Regions from separate parts of the Homo sapiens genome. Here region 1 is linked to region 2. Evidence: read pairs that join two places in POLR2A ChIA-PET (ENCODE). Cell type or tissue: Panc1. All regions are shown on one strand. Each heading gives the region's core, and the rest is flanking DNA. Links, peaks and the distances in the headings are about the cores only.

The links. ChIA-PET counts read pairs that join two places held together with the same protein. Peaks named below come from ENCODE experiments on the same cell type or tissue, not always from the same donor. Only the 100,000 strongest peaks of a DNase experiment are listed, where the experiment ranks them.
Region 1: POLR2A ChIA-PET joins it to region 2 with 5 read pairs; 3 of 35 experiments call an interaction of 5 or more read pairs at or near these places.

The regions. Positions count from the first base shown.
Region 1 is chr7:3,192,765-3,201,097 of GRCh38, forward strand. LOC124901574 (a long non-coding RNA gene) reads right to left here and starts at 5,540. Exons shown (of 2, transcript XR_007060192.1): 1 at 5,151-5,540; 2 at 1,330-4,166. RefSeq lists an enhancer at 2,038-2,718. In Panc1, for the core only: no CTCF peak of the experiment used is centred there; a DNase peak (open chromatin) is centred at 7,985; H3K4me3 peaks cover 410 bases.
Region 2 is chr7:3,263,951-3,272,283 of GRCh38, forward strand. It overlaps SDK1-AS1 (SDK1 antisense RNA 1), which reads right to left. Exons shown (of 3, transcript XR_001744897.3): 2 at 686-839. Among named protein-coding and RNA genes, the nearest start is that of SDK1, 33 kb to the right of the region's middle. In Panc1, for the core only: no CTCF peak of the experiment used is centred there; a DNase peak (open chromatin) is centred at 4,161; H3K4me3 peaks cover 931 bases; H3K27ac peaks cover 4,365 bases.

The DNA of each region.
Region 1 (8,333 bases), core at 112-8,111, 71 kb before region 2:
GGTCATGAATAATTAAAACTCTGGCCATGCTCAAATGGCCTAATGCAACCACTACAAGAAAACATTGGGGAAAATATCTTACAGGCTCCAGAAACACCACACCCAAGGAAGATATTTGCAAGAGCAGATGGTAACAGACACAGGTTGCCTCTTCAGCCTCATCCTGGCTTAGGGCAGCCATGGCCACACGGTTCCCATCTGCGTCTGGCCCACTGAGGTGAGAGGAGGTTAGCTCGCTAGGCCTGGGCCCATTCATCTCACTCAGGACCCTAATGCTGGAGCACATTTGTGAGCCAATCAGTCCTTGGGCCTTTTTTCCTTTGAATCTCTACTTTGTTAACATTCAGCTCTCATATTTCCTGGTGACACACGAGGTCATATGTATGGCAAAGCATCCTCTGAAATCATATCGTGCTGTATTGATATTAAGCTAAAGATATACTGATCTCGGGTTGGTTATCTGTTCTTAATTCAGATGGGAAGAACAAGACCCGAAGTGGAGATAGTTCAATCCCCTACCCCCAATTTCCCAGCCGCACCGCTTAGGTACCCCCAAGTGGCATCATGTGACCACTTCTGGCTATCACGTGGTGAACCCCAAAACTTGGGTTCACCCTGAGATGCCACATGGGTTCTTGGCTTCATGCAGGAAGGAATTTAAGAGTGAGCTGACAGAGTAAAGTGAAAGCAAATTTATTAAGAAAGCAAAGGAATAAAAGGGTGGTTGCTCCATAGGCAAAGCAGTGGCATGGGCTGCTTGACTGAGTATACTGTCAGTTCTTTGTTGCTCATATGCTAAACAAGGGGTGGATTATTCATGAGTTTTTTGGGAAAGGGGTGGGAAGTTTCCCAAACTGAAGGTTCCTCCCCTTTCTAGACCGTATAACATAATTTCTGAATGTTGCCATGGTGTTTATAAGCTGACATGGTGCTGGTGGGAGTGTTTTTTCCCAAGCTAATGCATTATAATTAGTGTATAATGAGCAGTGAGGATGACCAGAGGTCGCTTTCCTCACCATCTTCGTTTTGGTGGGTTTTGGCTGGCTTCTTGACCACATTCTGTTTTATCAGGGGGGTCTTTGTGAGTTGTACCTTGCAAAACCAGTCCTGCCTATTCTTGTCTCATTTATTCAAGATGGAGTCACTCTGGTTGGAAAGCCTCTGACATGGCCACTGAGTAGGTAGCAGACGTGGTAGGTGCCACCTCTGGGTGGAAGTATTTTAGAGCTGGTGCAAGATGTCCCTGGTCTGTGTTCCCTGCCACGACAATTGTGGGGGCCACAGGTTGAGGTGTTAGCATTGCGAGAAACTGAGAACCAGAGAGACCGATACGGAGAACGGGAGGATTGTTTATTTTAGGTACGCACTGGCTCAGTGGATTCGCATCCAAAAAGCTGAGCATTGAACAACGACTGAGTGGGGTTTTTATAAGCAGACTTACAAAAGTAAAACAAAAGCAGTTAATCATATAGTGTATAATTTGTGGCCTTGTAGCTGCGTCAAAAGAAAAACAAGAACTGGCTAAATACAGACATTTGTAAAACATAATCACGTTTAAGAAGCCTGGGAAAGGAGTAACAGTAAAGTAATTTATCTTTTTCTCTTTTTTTTTCCTTCAACATTGCTCTGGGGGAGAGGGGTGTCTGAAGCCCATTCCTTTGGCCTTGGCTGCTCGTACAGCATTATCTTATAACTGTCCTTGAAGTGTGCTTGCTAGGCAGAGGAAAACTTCTTTTTTTCTTGTGAACCCTTGCCTGTTACTTTTCTTGGAGTGAATGAATGCATATTTATTTTTAAATTTCTGCCTCATTAGAGCCACCTATGAAAGCAGACTGGATCGCTGAGTCACTCAGTGGAAGCCTGTTTCAAAACACAGTGTATCAGTAGAAATTTTGAGGTATAGTGAAGCCAACAGATCAGGAGATGATTGCTATTGAAAAAGTAGTTTGTTACTCACAGTTCCCAGGAGGAGGGGACACCGCCTGCCACGCCACACAGAGCCACACGGGGAAGCACCAAGGTCAGTTAGGAGGTGGAGGGAAAAGAAGGCTTTGTTTGGTTTGGGTGGGTTGTTTGCATCTGAAAAGTGCTGTCATGGCAACTTGTATCTCTAGAAATTGGCTAACTCTAGGGGGTCAGCGAGGCCCCAGATGTCAGAGCATTGGAATGCAGGAAATAAAAGATGTGGTTAATACCAAGACAAGTGTTCCGGAGGGCTGCACAATCTGCACTGGACTTTGTGGGAGGGGAAATTAAACTTTGTTCTGTGAAGCATTCATACTTGGGGATTCATTTACCACCGGCAGTGTGCTACTGCAGGAACACAGGAGAAGCAGGGGCATGTGAAAAAACAGCAGTCTCAGCATAGGCATAGCATCTGCCACACTGACAAAGTTCGTTCATTTATTCATTCCAATATTCAGCCAGTGGTTGTTGAGCACCAGCTGTGTGTCAGGCCTGGGGCTGGGGACTGGATCACAGAGACCAGGCACTAACCCTGCTCCCACAGACCTCTTAGTCTCACGAGAAAGGTGACACATGTGAAAGGACAAGGATGGGCTGGACACAGTGGCTCATGCCTATAATCCCAGCACTTTGGGAGGCCGAAGTGGGAGGTGCTTGAGGCCAGGAGTTCGAGGCCAGCCTGGGCAACATTGCAAGACCCTGTCTCTACAAAAAAGAAAAAAATTACCTGGGCATGGTGGCATGCACCTGTAGTCCCAGCTGCTCTGGAGGCTGAGGAGGAAGGATCGCTTTAGCTGAGTTGGAGGCTGCAGCGAGCTGTGATCTACACTCCAGCCTGAGCGACAGAGTGAAAGCTTGACTCAAAAAAAAAAGAAGGAAGGACAAAGATGATAGAGTGTGAAGACTGCCATGCAGAGCTGGGTCTCCAGTGGGTGGGTAAACAGAGGAGGGAGTGAATCAGGGAGGACTTCTCACAGGAAGTGACACTTAGGGTAGGTGTTCATGGAGTTACATAAGAATTCCCTGTGCAGAGACAATGGGCACAGATGTTCTGGGATGTCTAGGAAGCACATGTATAAGGGCACGTCCAGGTCTGGCAGAGTTCAGTGGGGCTGGAGCAGAGGAGCACTGGGGTATGGTGAGACATGGCTGGAAAGCCAGCTGGGTTGACATCTGCAAAGGCTTTGGGTGCACTGACAAGGGCTGCAGGTGACTGACGGCCATGCAGGTGACATTAGGAGATTGGCAGTCACAGCCTTTCCTTCTTAAATTCCCCTCACCTCCTTCAGTGGCTGTCCTATCAGATGATTAGTGTTCATTTAACCCCTCTTGTTATAGTTGGGGAAGAACCCCATAAGCTCCTCTAATTTAAGGCAGGGATAGTAAATGCCATCCTCCCTTCCAGCACTCAGGGCAGACATCAGCAATCGATCGACATTCTTTGCATCAGAGGCCAGATTGAGCCTCAGAGGCCTTTTCAACACAGCTCTTCAGGCAACAAATATCCAAGGGCCCAAATTGGTGTGCAAGTCGATTTATATGTCATTTCTGTTTTAAGAGGTTAAGGACGTCGTGTTCTCTTTCTAGAAGTATTTTTACTTTAGAAAAAAGAAACTGCAGAGTGAGGACAAAATTTAGTCAAAGAAATTAATAGCTAATGGTAGAATTTTAGTCTGCAGAAGTTTTGGGAAAGGAAGTCTGTGCAAGTCTCTCAATCCTGTCTCCGTTGTCACAAAAAAATGTTTACGTTGTTTATTTTCCAAGGCAAGGTAAACACCATGGAGCAAGAGACAGTTGTTTCCATGGTAAGCTCCACCCACGATGTCTCCCTTTGTATCCCCCACAATGCCCACAATCGTTCAGGCAAAGAATAGGTGCTCACTAAATGTGTATTGATTGAATCTAAATTGCAATTTTATCCAACACCCTCAGGGAAGCCAACTGGAAACTAAACTCACCCCCATATATTGCTGAAACGCATTGATTACCAAGAAGCCAATGTATGACAGCCCCAACTTGTGAGACGCGTTTTTTCCAAAGCCACGTAAATCGCGATGTGTGCAGCCCGTTGCTCATTCTGTGTCATGCACCGTTGCCAGCCATTTGCTCTTCTCGTTAGCTCCGTGAGGGCAGGGGTCACCGTTTTCACTGCTCAGCCTCCTCCTGCTCGGCCCAGCCCAGGGAGACCCCTCAGTCCATACCTGTGAATGAATGAGTGACACTTACTAAGCACAGCGAGATGAATAATTCATCATTCCTATCCTTCTTCCCAACTTCCTGATCCAGGATGGCATAGACGTGTGGGAGGCGCACATGCTGGGAGGGGTTTGAGTCCCCTGCCCGAGGTTGCAGAGTGCCTGGGGACGGGGGTGGGGGCATGCTGGGGGCATTTGCAGAAAGGGCAGTAGGAGAGCAGTTTGGAGGGAGGTAAGGCAGGAAGCACTCAGTCCTGGGCTCAGGGACTGTGACGTGCTGCTGGAACCTGCCTGGGGAGCTCAGGAATGAGGGGAGATGGCAAATAAAGACCTGGCATGAGGCTGGGGGCAGGGACAGAAATCACCCTGGTGTCCGAGGAAGGAAAGTGGAACGCTAAAGAGGTGAGACGACCAGGGAAAGTGAAACAAGAGAGAAAGAAGGGATGTAGAATTGGATTATTGGGGTGGAAAGAGGAAGCCAGGTGGGGGAAGAGTCAGAGGAGGCTCAGGCAGAGGGCAGGAGGGGAATTGGGAGAGGACAGCGAGCCTTCGAAAAAATCCGGAGCTGGCACCTTCAACAGAAGCCATGGAGCAACCCAAGAGGAGCCTGGGAGACAGCAACTTGGTGGCTGCTGAAAGACAGTTTCAGCTAAGGGGCAGGAGTGAGAGCCAGCCAGCACTGCAGAAGGTGGGGGGAAAGGCAAGCAGCCTAGATGGTTCCTTCAAGAGGTTTGTCGATAAAAGGAGCAGTCAATAGGACCCAGGACAGTAAGTTCATTTGTTCTTTTAAACTTTTCTTCTCTCTGCTTCCTTCCTCCTTTCATTTCCTATCCTTTTTCCTTCCTTCCTTCCTTCCCTTTTTTCCTTCCTTCTCTTTTCTTTTTCCTTCCTTTTCTTCCCTTACCTTCCCCTTTTCCCCCCCTCCGCTCCCGCTTCTCCCCTCCCCCCTGAACCTTCAGGAACCCACACCAGCATGTGATCTCGACTCACTCTTTTTCCCCTGCCCTACTGAAAGCTGGCTGGGGACCTGGAGTGTTTGCAACGACGCAAGATGAGAAGCTGGGTCACTGAAACATTAACTCACAGACCAGGGTGGGTTGCAGCTGATCCAACAGGCTGGACAGCCGCATCAATGCTTCCTAGAAGAGGAGATGGGAGGAGAGAGTGAGCCCAGGAGCCTCTGCGTGGAGACCAAGGGGCCGAGGAGCACAGAAAGCCCCAGGGCTACGCATCTTGGGTCAAAAGTCGCTGAAAAGATATTGATATCTACTTTTCTTTCTTTTTTTTTTTTTTCACTGTCTTTTTCTGGTTTTAGTATCAGGGTAATATTAGCTTCATAAAATGTGGTGGTAAGTGTTCCTTCCCCTCCTATTTTCTGGGAGAGATTATGTAAAATTATTGGTCACTATAGAGATTATGACATACATACACAACTTACCACAAGCTACTGGTGTTGACACTGCCACTTTGAGTAAGTGTAGAAACCTTACTTCCATTTAGTTCTCTTTAGCTTCCCCACTTAAAAATATATGTGTCTTGAGTGTGTTCTTTACATATATTGAACATCACATAAGATGCTGTTACAATTTTTGCTTCAATCATCAAATATGATTTCAGATACTCATGAGAAGTATAGTCTGTTGTATTTATTTCTATTTATGTACTTCCCATAGTTTGTTTTTCTTTTCTGGAGCTCCAAGCATTCTTGAAACCAATGAGAAAAGTGGAAAAATCTCAGTCCAGAAATAGAAGGTATAATTTTTAAATAAAAGCTTCTGTTCAGATAACATTCTTTACCCAATCTTTAAAGATACATTTGCCAACAATAAATGCTCTTAGTTTTTCTTCATCCAAGAATGTTTTGCTTTCTCCTTCATTTCTGAAGGATGTTTTCACCAGATACAGTATTCACAGTTGACAGTTCTTTTTCTCAGTACTTGAAAGATGCTGAGCCACTTCCTCTGGCCTCCATCATTTCAGATGGGAAATCCACTATCATTGCAATTAATTTTTCCCATGTCATAAATGTGTTATTTCTTTCTGACTGCTTTCAATATGTTTTTGTCTTTAGTTTAACTATTTAATTATGATGTGGATTTCTTTACATCTAGCCTGCTTGGAATCCACTAAACTTCTTGAATCTGTAGGTTTATGTCTTTCTCCAAATTTGAGAAGTTTTTAACCACTACTTCTTTGAATACTTTTAGTCTCACTCTCTTCTCCTTTGGGACTCAGAAGGTATGGCTGTTAGCTCTTTTCTTATTGTCTCACAGGTCCCTGGGACTGTTATTTCTTCCGTCTATTTTTTTTTTTTTTTGAGACGGAGTCTCGCTCTGTCGCCCAGGTTGGACTGCAGCGGCGTGATCTCGGCTCACTGCAAGCTCCGTCTTCCGGGTTCATGCCATTCTCCTGCCTCAGCCTCCCGAGTAGCTGGGACTACAGGCGCCCGCCACCACGCCCGGCTAAATTTTTTGTATTTTTAGTAGAGGTGGGATTTCACTGTGTTAGCCAGGATCGTCTCAATCTCCTGACCTCGTGATCTGCCTGCCTCGGCCTCCGAAAGTGCTGGGATTACAGGCGTGAGCCACCGCGCCCGGCCTATTTTCTCTCTATTATTCTGACTGAGTGAATGCTATTGGTCTGTTCTTGACTTCACAGGTTCAATCTCTGTCATCTCTACTCTACTATCAAGCCCATCTAGTGACGTGTTTTATTTATCTTTTTCCTGGTTATTGTGTTTTTCAGTTCCTTAATTCCATTTGGTTCTTTTTTATAACCTTGATTTTTATTGAAATTTTCTATTTTTCGTTTGTTTCAAGAGAATTCATAACTACATTTGAAGCATTTTTGTAATGACTGCTTTTAAATTTGTGATAATCCCTCTGATTCATTTGCATTTTGGTGCCTGTTTGTTTTTTCATTCAAGTTGTAATTTTCCTTTTCCTTGACATGATAAATGATTGTCTGCTCTATCCTGGACATTTTAGGTATTATATTATGAGAGTCTGGATCCTATTCAACTTTTCTTTTTTGGCAGACTGTCTTCCTGTTAAGATGTAGCGTAACGGTTGTGTATTAGTCTGTTCTTGCACTGCTATAAAAAAAATACCTGAGACTGGGTAATCTATAAAGAAAAGATGTTTAATTGGTTCACAGTTCTATAGGCTGTACAGGAAGCATAGCAGCTTCTGCTTATGGGGAGGACTCAGGAAGCTTCCAGTAATGGTGGAAGGCAAACAGGGAGTGAGATGTCTCACATGGCCAGAGCAGGAGGCAATGAGAGGGGTGGAGGTGCCACATATTTTCAAACAACCCAATTTCACGAGAACTCACTATTGCAACGAGAACTCCAAGGGGGATGGTGTTAACCATTCATGGCAAACCACCCCCATGATCCCAGCACCTCTCACCAGGCCCCACCTCCAACACTGGAGATTACAATTCAACGTGAGATTTGGGTGGGGACACAAATCCAAACCATATCAGGTTGGATGAGTTGTATATTCAACCTCCCACTGGGCCCCACCAGTGCTATCGTGACAAAAGTGTAGCACTGATTTACCCTGCTTCATTGCAAATGGGTGGTTGGCAGTGAACTCCCATCTCTGCCTTGATGATACCTTCCCATTGAAAATGCATCATCGGCTTGCACTGTCTTATTGTATCCAAGCTACCCTGCTAGGCTCTGCTGACCCAGAGATGGGAGAACCAGAGAACTGGCTCCCACTGTTTTGTTGTGGCAGAGTGGGGCAGAAGCTCAGCTCTCCACTGGCCCCTGCTGGTAACAGGGTAAGAGAGAAGGGAACTCTTATGCTTCTTTGTTGTGTCATGTCCAGAGATTTTTTTTTTTTTAGTTGTAAGATGGTGGACTCAGGAGAAATGGGGCTACTCTATCTTGTCTAGAGTTAGAAGTTCAGCTTTCTATCTCCTCTGTTTCTTTACCTGTAAAATGGGAACAATACTACCTACTCTACCTACACTACAGAACAATTTTCAGAATTAATTAAGAAGTTCATGTGTATGAAAGTACACTGGGAAAATGTTATATCATGTTATGTTAGTAGACTGTTATTTCTGAGACTAGGGTCTGGCAAGATGTAGCTTGAGAAGAGATAGGATAAGTGGCGGGGCACCTCCATATTCATCTATCAATTTAATGTTGGTGAAAACAAA
Region 2 (8,333 bases), core at 258-8,257:
CCTGTTGCTGGTGAAGTTCATCAGAGTCTTATATGCTATGATCGGTGGGAGGGTGGATCACAAAATATGACAGTCTGAATTTGACTGCCAGATCTATTTGCCCACGCATTTAAACCCCATTCCCAACTTAGCTAAAGAAATTATCTCATAATAGTTTTGTTTTTGCATTGTGCAAAAGGACAGCACTAATTATCCAGGTAACTCAGGGCCTCCTGAAGCTCAGAAAACATTCCTGGAAAGAACACAATGAATAGTCACCTCTGCGAGAGGGGAATGCAGAGAGCTGCGATGCTGACTGGGAGAAAAGAGGAAATGCTGCTTGCCTTAGTGAAGCCGATTCAATCTCTGTGCAAGGGAGATACTGAGCTTATTTCAACAAAGAAGCAAAAATGAGATTGAGTTCATTCCCCATTCTGTGTAACCCAAACTGCATTCAAGGATAGTGTCTATTTGCTTGTAATTCCTCTTTGACTTGAGAAGGAAGAATCATGACTCTGGAGAAAGGAAGAATGGAAGAGAAGCAAGGTGCTGATTAGATGCTGGCTGAATTATGGAGAGTCTGTCCAGAAGAGGGGGGAGTTGGTGTACTTGAAGATTCAGCCAAGGAGAACAGTGGAAACCAATAAATTATTTTTGGCTTCTGAGAATAAGGACCTGTTGGTGGAAAAGGTTGGGAATGGAGTACCTGGGAAGGGAGGGAAGGGAGTGTTGTCCGATTTCGATGCAATGCCAGCATCTCTAAACTTGTAAGAGACAGCAGGCACAGTGGCCAGGACTCAGTTCCTCTGTCTGCAGCTCCCTGGGGCCACACAATGCAGTCCAGCTTTTGCCTTTGCCACCTGGAGTTAGGAGAGAAAAGCTTCGTGTTAAAACTTGAGGCACTCGAACGTTTATCAAATCTGAGATCTGCAAGTGTGTGCCTGCACCAGGGATTAGCAAACAACAAAATGCCATTAAAAGCTAAAAACAACAACAACAACTCTCTTTGCAGCATGTAGGTGCCTTTGCAAAGTTCTCTCTAAGCCAAAGTTCGTGGACTTCCAATCTTGTCAAAATCACTACTAATTAATACCTTTTCACTTCCCACTGAAAGAAAAACAATTCACCATTAAGTCAGGCAGCCTACCCATAATCACTCTAACACCTTCTATGTATGTTTTGAAACGTGCTCTCACATTTCATGATCCGTTTATTTTACAAGATGGGTAAACTGCAGACAATTATGGTGATAATACGGCTGAGGTGTTTGGTTTTTATCTGTTCGCAGTAAATTGTGGTTGTTCAAGCCTTCTCAGTAATGATTTCCATCCCTCTCTCAATCTCTTCCTATCACCTGGCGATAAATAGAATGTTTTTAAAAAAGAATGTTAGTTTACTATCATCATTATCACCTATTCAACTAGCAATATAATTAAATAATTTCTTGGTAGGTATGACTCAATTAAATTAATTACACTAACAGATATTCCATGGTACACGCCTCTAAAAATATAAAGCGTATTCACTGTTGTGTGTCATTTTTCTCTGTATAGGCAGGAAGAGCTATCTGGATAATTGAGCAGGCAATTTTGCTTTTGAAAGATGCTATCAAAGTACGCAAGGATTTAATTTCAGATTTTTTATTAGAAGACAGTGCCTTCTGCATGTAATTCTCCGCGGCTGATGCATTTCAGAGGTTCATGAGCAGCGGACACGAAGATAAAAACTGAAAGCCAGGGCTATGGGAATAGCTGGACCATCAGTGGAGTCTTGGCATCTTAGACCTGGTCTCTTGACTGCCTGTTCCTTCTGAAATGTCCTTAGGCCACTTTGGCCAGAGGCATTCTCGGACTTATGAAAAGGGGAACCTGTAGGCTGTTTGTTGAGGTCTAAAAGGATTAAGATTTGAAGGTGACACCCCTGTTGGGATAATCTCCCTCAAAACTCTTCTCTAAACAACTGAAGATAATATCCTTATACCTTTTGCCTGTGGTTCTCTCCAGGGGATGGTCTCAAAGTGTTCTTGAAAATGTGTTTGAAGAAAATAGGCAATGTATTAGTGTGATTTAAAGATTCCCTCCCAAAATTTTCACTTCCACGGGGCTCAGCGGGAAAATAGGGTAATGTAGAGTGAGCCTCTCTCCCTGGTGACATAGGTGGCCTCCTATTAATTAGGTTAGGGAAATGCAGAACTAACTTGCCATTTGGAGAAAGTCACATGAAATAGACTTCTTTTTTTCCGCCTCCAGAATTTTGAATTCATTGAACATGGCCACAGCAAGAGTCATTCTTTACAATCCTCTGACATTTGAAAGTAAGAAGCTTTAGACTTTATTCTAACGCTCTTTTACCTTCTTCCCGGTCCCTGACAACTGTCACACCAGGTCCACAGAGACAGCCACAACTCTAAAAGGGTCAGTTATATGGTAATAATGACAGCTAAGCTCCGCCAGTAGCACTCTAAATTTTGCAAAGTGGCTTTGCAAATATTAGCTCATTTGTTTATGAACCCAAGATCCCTAGCACTTAGCAGGGGTGGTGGTGGGGGTGTGAGTGGGAAGTGTGTTGGATTTCATTTATCTTTTAAAATCCTAACTGGGCTCAGTGTGGTGGCTCATGCCTGTAATCCCAATGCTTTGGGAGGTGGAGGTGGGAACATCACTTGAGGTCAGGAGTTCGAGACCAGCCTGGCCAATATGGTGAAACCCTGTGTCTACTACAAATACAAAAATTAGCCAAGTGTGATGGCACACCCTTGTAATCCCAGCTACTCAGGAGGCAGAGGCACGACAATTGCTTGAACCTGGGAGGCAGAGGCTGCAGTGAGCCAAGACTGGACCCCTCCACTCCAGCCTGGGCAACATAGCAAGACTCTGTCTCTACAAAATATAAAATTAGCCAAGCATCGAGGGGGTCTTAGCATCTTAGACCTGGGATTAGTGGTGCACGCCCATAGTCCCAGCTACTTGGGAGGCTGAGACAGGAGGATTGCTTGAATTCAGGAGTTCAAGGCTGCATTGAGCTATGATCTCACCACTGAACTCAAGCCTGGGCAACACAGTGAGACCCTGTCTCAAAAAAAAAAAAAACTAATAAATAAAAAATAAAAATAGGGCTGGGCTCAGTGGCTCATGTCTATAATCTTACCACTTTGGGAGGCCACAACAGGAGGATTGCTTGAGCCCAGGAGTTCAAGACCAGCCTGGGCAACATGGTGAGATCTTGTCTCTACTAAAAATAAAAAATGAGCCAGGTGTGATGGTGCACACCTGTGGTCCCAGCTACTTCGGAGGCTGAGGTGGGAGGATTGCTTGACCGCAGGAAGTCAAAGCTGCAGTGAGCCATGTCACACCACTGCACTCCAGCCTGGATGACAGCACAAAACCCCGTCTCAAAAAAAAAAAAAAAAAAAAAAAAAAAAAATATATATATATATATATATATATATATGGCCAGGCACAGTGGCTCACACGTGTAATCCCGGCACTTTGGGTGACTGAGGCAGGCTTATGACTTGAGGTCAGGAGCTTGAGACCAGCCTGGCCAACATGGTGAAACCCCGTATCTACTGAAAATACAAAAATTAGCCTGGCATGATAGTATATGCCTGTAATCCCAGCTACTCAGGAGGCTGAGGCAGGAGAATCGCTTGAACCTGAGGGGCAGAGGTTGCAGTGAGCCAAGATTGCACCACTGCACTCCAGCCTGGGTGACAGAGCAAGACTCCATCTCAACAAAATAAAATAAAATTAACGAATTTAATTAAATAAATAACTAATTTAAAAACAAGATCAACCATAATAGGAATCAAAGCAAAGGGAAATCTACCCATTCTTCTTTGTAGAATGTTCTCTGCCTGTCTCTCTCTCTCTGCATTAATTTCAAATCTGTATTGAGTTCCACGGGCTCTGGACAGATTTTATTTGGGTGCTATGCTTTGGGGCCAATGTGCTCTCTGTAGTGGTGCTGAAGGTCTGTTGCAGGTAACCACGTCCTGCCTCTTTTGCGATCACCCACTCTGAAATGTGATCTAGCTCCCTTCTTCTCCCATCCTTATTACTGATGGAACAGATTTATCACTGTGAGGCCAGCACAGCTGTTTCGTGACTCACGGGAATATCATATTTAGCATGTGTTCCCTAGTGAATGTATTTATTTAGATGACACATAATATTGTTGAAAAGCCAAGTCTGCATTGCTCTTAAACCCAGCCTTATGGATGAACGCGGAGGAGTGCAAAAGGCAGAATGAGCTCATTTGGGAGAGGCAGCTGGTCAGAGAGTCCTTTTGGGTCATTCATGCAATGAGCTCACACTAGAAATCTAAACAACAGGGAAATCGACCCTGGGTGCTGAACTACAGGGCACAAGAATAGGAAGCAGCCTTATAAAGCAGCTCATCCTAAGCATTTGTGGCTCACAAACATTGCCACTAAGCATGGGGGACCGTTGATGGCACACCAGCCTTCTAAAGAGAAAACCACAGTCATCTACCACTTGAGTTGATAGAGTAGCATCTTGGGAATTGATAGCAGCATTATGGCTTTTATCCTCTCTTGAGGTCATCCTCTGGAAGGTAACAAGGCCATTAGCACTGAACAAGCCAGATGGCCCACTTAGCTGACAGCGGGCTCCCCTCTTAACGCCCTACCCCCCACCCCCAATTCATCTTCCCAGTCTTGGTGTTGCTGTGCCTCACTGAGCGAGGGCTCAGAACATCTCCCCAAACACAGGGTATTGGAGGGAAGGTGTGCTAATGAAGTTAATGTGTGAAAACATGAGCAACCTTCCGGCTGGGCGTGATGGCTCACGCCTGTAATCCCAGCACTTTGGGAGGCCGAGGCAGGCAGATCACTTGAAAGTCAGGGGTTCGAGACCAGCCTGGCCAACATGGTGAAACCCGTGTGTCTACTAAAAATATAAAAATTAGCCGGGCGTGGTGGCACATGCCTGTGATCCCAGCTACTCGGGAGGCTGAGGTGAGAGAATTGCTGGAACCTGGAAGGCGGAGGTTGCAGCGAGCCGAGATTGTGCCATTGCACTTCAGCCTGGACGACAGAGCAGCACTCCGTTTCAAAAAAGAAAAGAGCCACCTTCCCATTATGTTTTTAATATCCTTCTTGGTGATGTCTGGAGCCCGTGACTCTGCCGAGACAGCGTGCTCAGGGCCAGTCTCCAAGAGCTCCCATTTTCTTAAACACATCGCCTTGAACTTACTCACATTTGATCTCATCTCCCTCCTTCCTTCCCACTGATACAGAGTCTTCAGATCTTTCTGTTTTCCTGTCATCCTTTGCCCAACCCTCATCCTTTCATCTGCAAACCCAGAGCTTTCTCTGCTCCCCCCAGTCCCACCTCTTCCAGCTCTTGTAAAAGAATATTAAATAAAACCAGGGCTGGCACTGATCTTTCAGAAATCTTACTCTTGACACATCCCTATCAAAAAAAGTCTCTGTCCCTTCATCCCTGGCATTTATTTTTTGCTCTTTAGTATTCTCTGATTGTGTCACTGTAGCTCCCATTTCAATCAATTGGTAGTTCAATTATCTCCAAATTCCTCGAAGTCATGAAAGTTCAAGTAGGTATTTTTCAAACTTTTTTGCAGCAGTGAAACCCTGTTACCCTGCTGTTGTGCTACCACTAGACATCCAGAAGAGTGTGAATTTGTAGATTAAGACCAGAAAAAGTACTCGAGCATCTTGTAGCTGATTGTGAATATCAGCCCAGGGAATGTGCAACACAGAAAACAGCCCTTTCAGGCTGGGCATGCTGTTGCACACCTGTAGTCCCAGCTACTTGGGAATCTGAGGTGGGAGGATCACTTGAGCCCAAGAGGTCGAGGCTAGAGTGAGCCATGATTGTGCCACTGCACTCCAGCCTGGGCCACAGAGTGAGACCCTGAAAGAAAGAAAGAAAGAGAGAGAGAGAGAGAGAAGGAAGGAAGGAAGGAAGGAAGGAAGGAACGAAGGAAGGAACGAAGGAAGGAAAGAAGACAAAAAAGGAAAGAAAAGAAAAAAAAAGGAAAGAAAAGAAAAGAAAAAAAAAAAAAGCCCCTTCCTCCTCAGGTCGTCTTTGAGGCTTTGCAGAAATGGCCTCAGATATAGGATATAGAGGACCCTATCTTCCCCAGGCTGCCCTTCATCTTCCCTTTTCTACCCACTCCCAAACCAGGGTCTTGACCACCAACTTCTGATTTCCTGCACAGTCAAAGTCAGGGAAACTGACTTTTTCCTGACAAAGTCAGGAAACCATATATATATATACATTTTGTATTTTTTGAGATGGGGTTTTGTGCTGTCACCCAGTGATCATGGTTCACTACAGCTTTGACCTCCTGGGCTCAAGCAATCCTCCCACCTCAGCCTTTCTTTGTTCTATTCTGGAGAGCAAGGGAGATTGCCACAAATTTCTGTGGGTGTAGTGGTAGTGATGGTGGTGGTGATGGTGATATTGTGGTGGTGGTGGTGATGATGATGGTGAAGATGATGATGGTTAAGATAATGATGGCAATGATGTTGGTGGTGATGATGATAATGAAGATGATGATGGTGATGATGATGGTGGTGATAAGGATAGTGGTGGTGAGGATGATGATATTCATGATGATGATATTTGTGTTGGTGGTGATGATGATGATGGTAAAGATAATGATGGCAATGATGTTGGTGATGATAATGAAGATGATGATGGTGATGATGATGTGGAGATAATGATGGTGGTGGTGAGGATGATGATGTTCATGATGATCATACTGATGGTGGTGGTAATGATGATGATAGTGGTGGTGAGGAAGATAATGAAGATGATTATGATGGTGGTGATAATGATGATGATGATAATGGTGGTGGTGATGATGGTAGTGGTTGTGGCGACAATAAAATAGTGATGATGGTTGTGATCATAATGGTAAAGATGATGGTGATAATGATGATGGTGGTGGTAATGATAATGATGATGATGATGCTGGTGTATGTATTAGACAGGGTTCTCTATAGGGACAGAACTAATAGAATATATATATATGGGAGTATATAAGTACTCTTTAATATATATATTAAGGAGTATTGACTCACACAATCACAAGGTCCCACAATAGGCTGTCTGCAAGCTGAGGAGCAAGGAAGCCAGGCTGAGTCTCAAAGCTAAAGAACTTGGAGTCTGATGTTCAAAGGCAGGAAGCATCCTGCATGGGAGAAAGATTTAGGCTAGGAGGCTAAGCCAGTCTAGTCTTTTGACATTTTTTCTGCCTTTTATTCTGGCCTTGCTGGCAGCTGATTAGATTGGGCCCACCCAGATTGAGGGTGTATCTGCCTTTCCCAGTCCACTGACTCAACATCCTCACAGACACACCCAGGAACAATACTTTGCATCCTTCAATCCAATCAAGTTGACTCTCAATATTATCTATCACGGTGGTGATAATGATGAAGATGATAAAGGTGGTGGTGGTGATGAAGATGATGGTAGTAGTGGTAGTGATGATGATGGTTGGGGTGATGATGAAGATGATAGTGATGGTGAAGATCATGGTGGTAGTGCTGGTGATAGTGGTTGTGGTGATGATGGTGATGATAATGAAGATGATGATGATGGTGATAATGATGGTGATGATGATGATAATCATGGTGGTGATGATGGTGGTGGTGGTGGTGGTGGTGAAGATGATGGTGGCCGTGCTGGTAATGGTGGTGGTGATGATGTAGTTGTGATAATGATGATGACAGCAGCAGTTAACAGTGTAAGGCATCATTTGTAGTGGTTTGCATGTATTAGCTCAGGAAGTCCTTATCAGCCAAGTATTATTAGGATGATCTACCCCATTCTACAGATGAAGAAACTGAGCCATAGAACCATTAAATAACTCCCTTAAGATGACACAGCTAGTAAAGGCGGAACTAGGACTTAGACCCAGGCAGTCTAGCTCTAAAGCCCACACTCCCAGCCACTCACTAATGGTGCAAGTGGTTTAGAGTCTTTGGGGTGGTAAATCTAGAAGCAAATGAACTTGTATTGCATTTAAGTAGAACCATCATTAATTATGTTAAATGACCTCCACAAGCAGTAAGGATGGAATGGAAGGTGAGGGGACAGAGAATCCCACCATGATATACTTTTTCACAAAAGGAATCTTTTTTTTTTTTTTTTTTTGAGATGGTTTCTCACTCTGTCACCCAGGCTGGAGTGCAGTGGCGCGATCTCGGCTCACTGCAACCTCTGCCTCCCGAGTTCAAGCAATTCTCCTGCCTTAGCCTCCTGAGTAGCTTGGATTACAGGTGCACGCCACCATGCCCGGCTAATTTTTTTGTGTATTTTCAGTAGAGATTGGGTTTCACCATGCTGGCCAGGCTGGTCTCG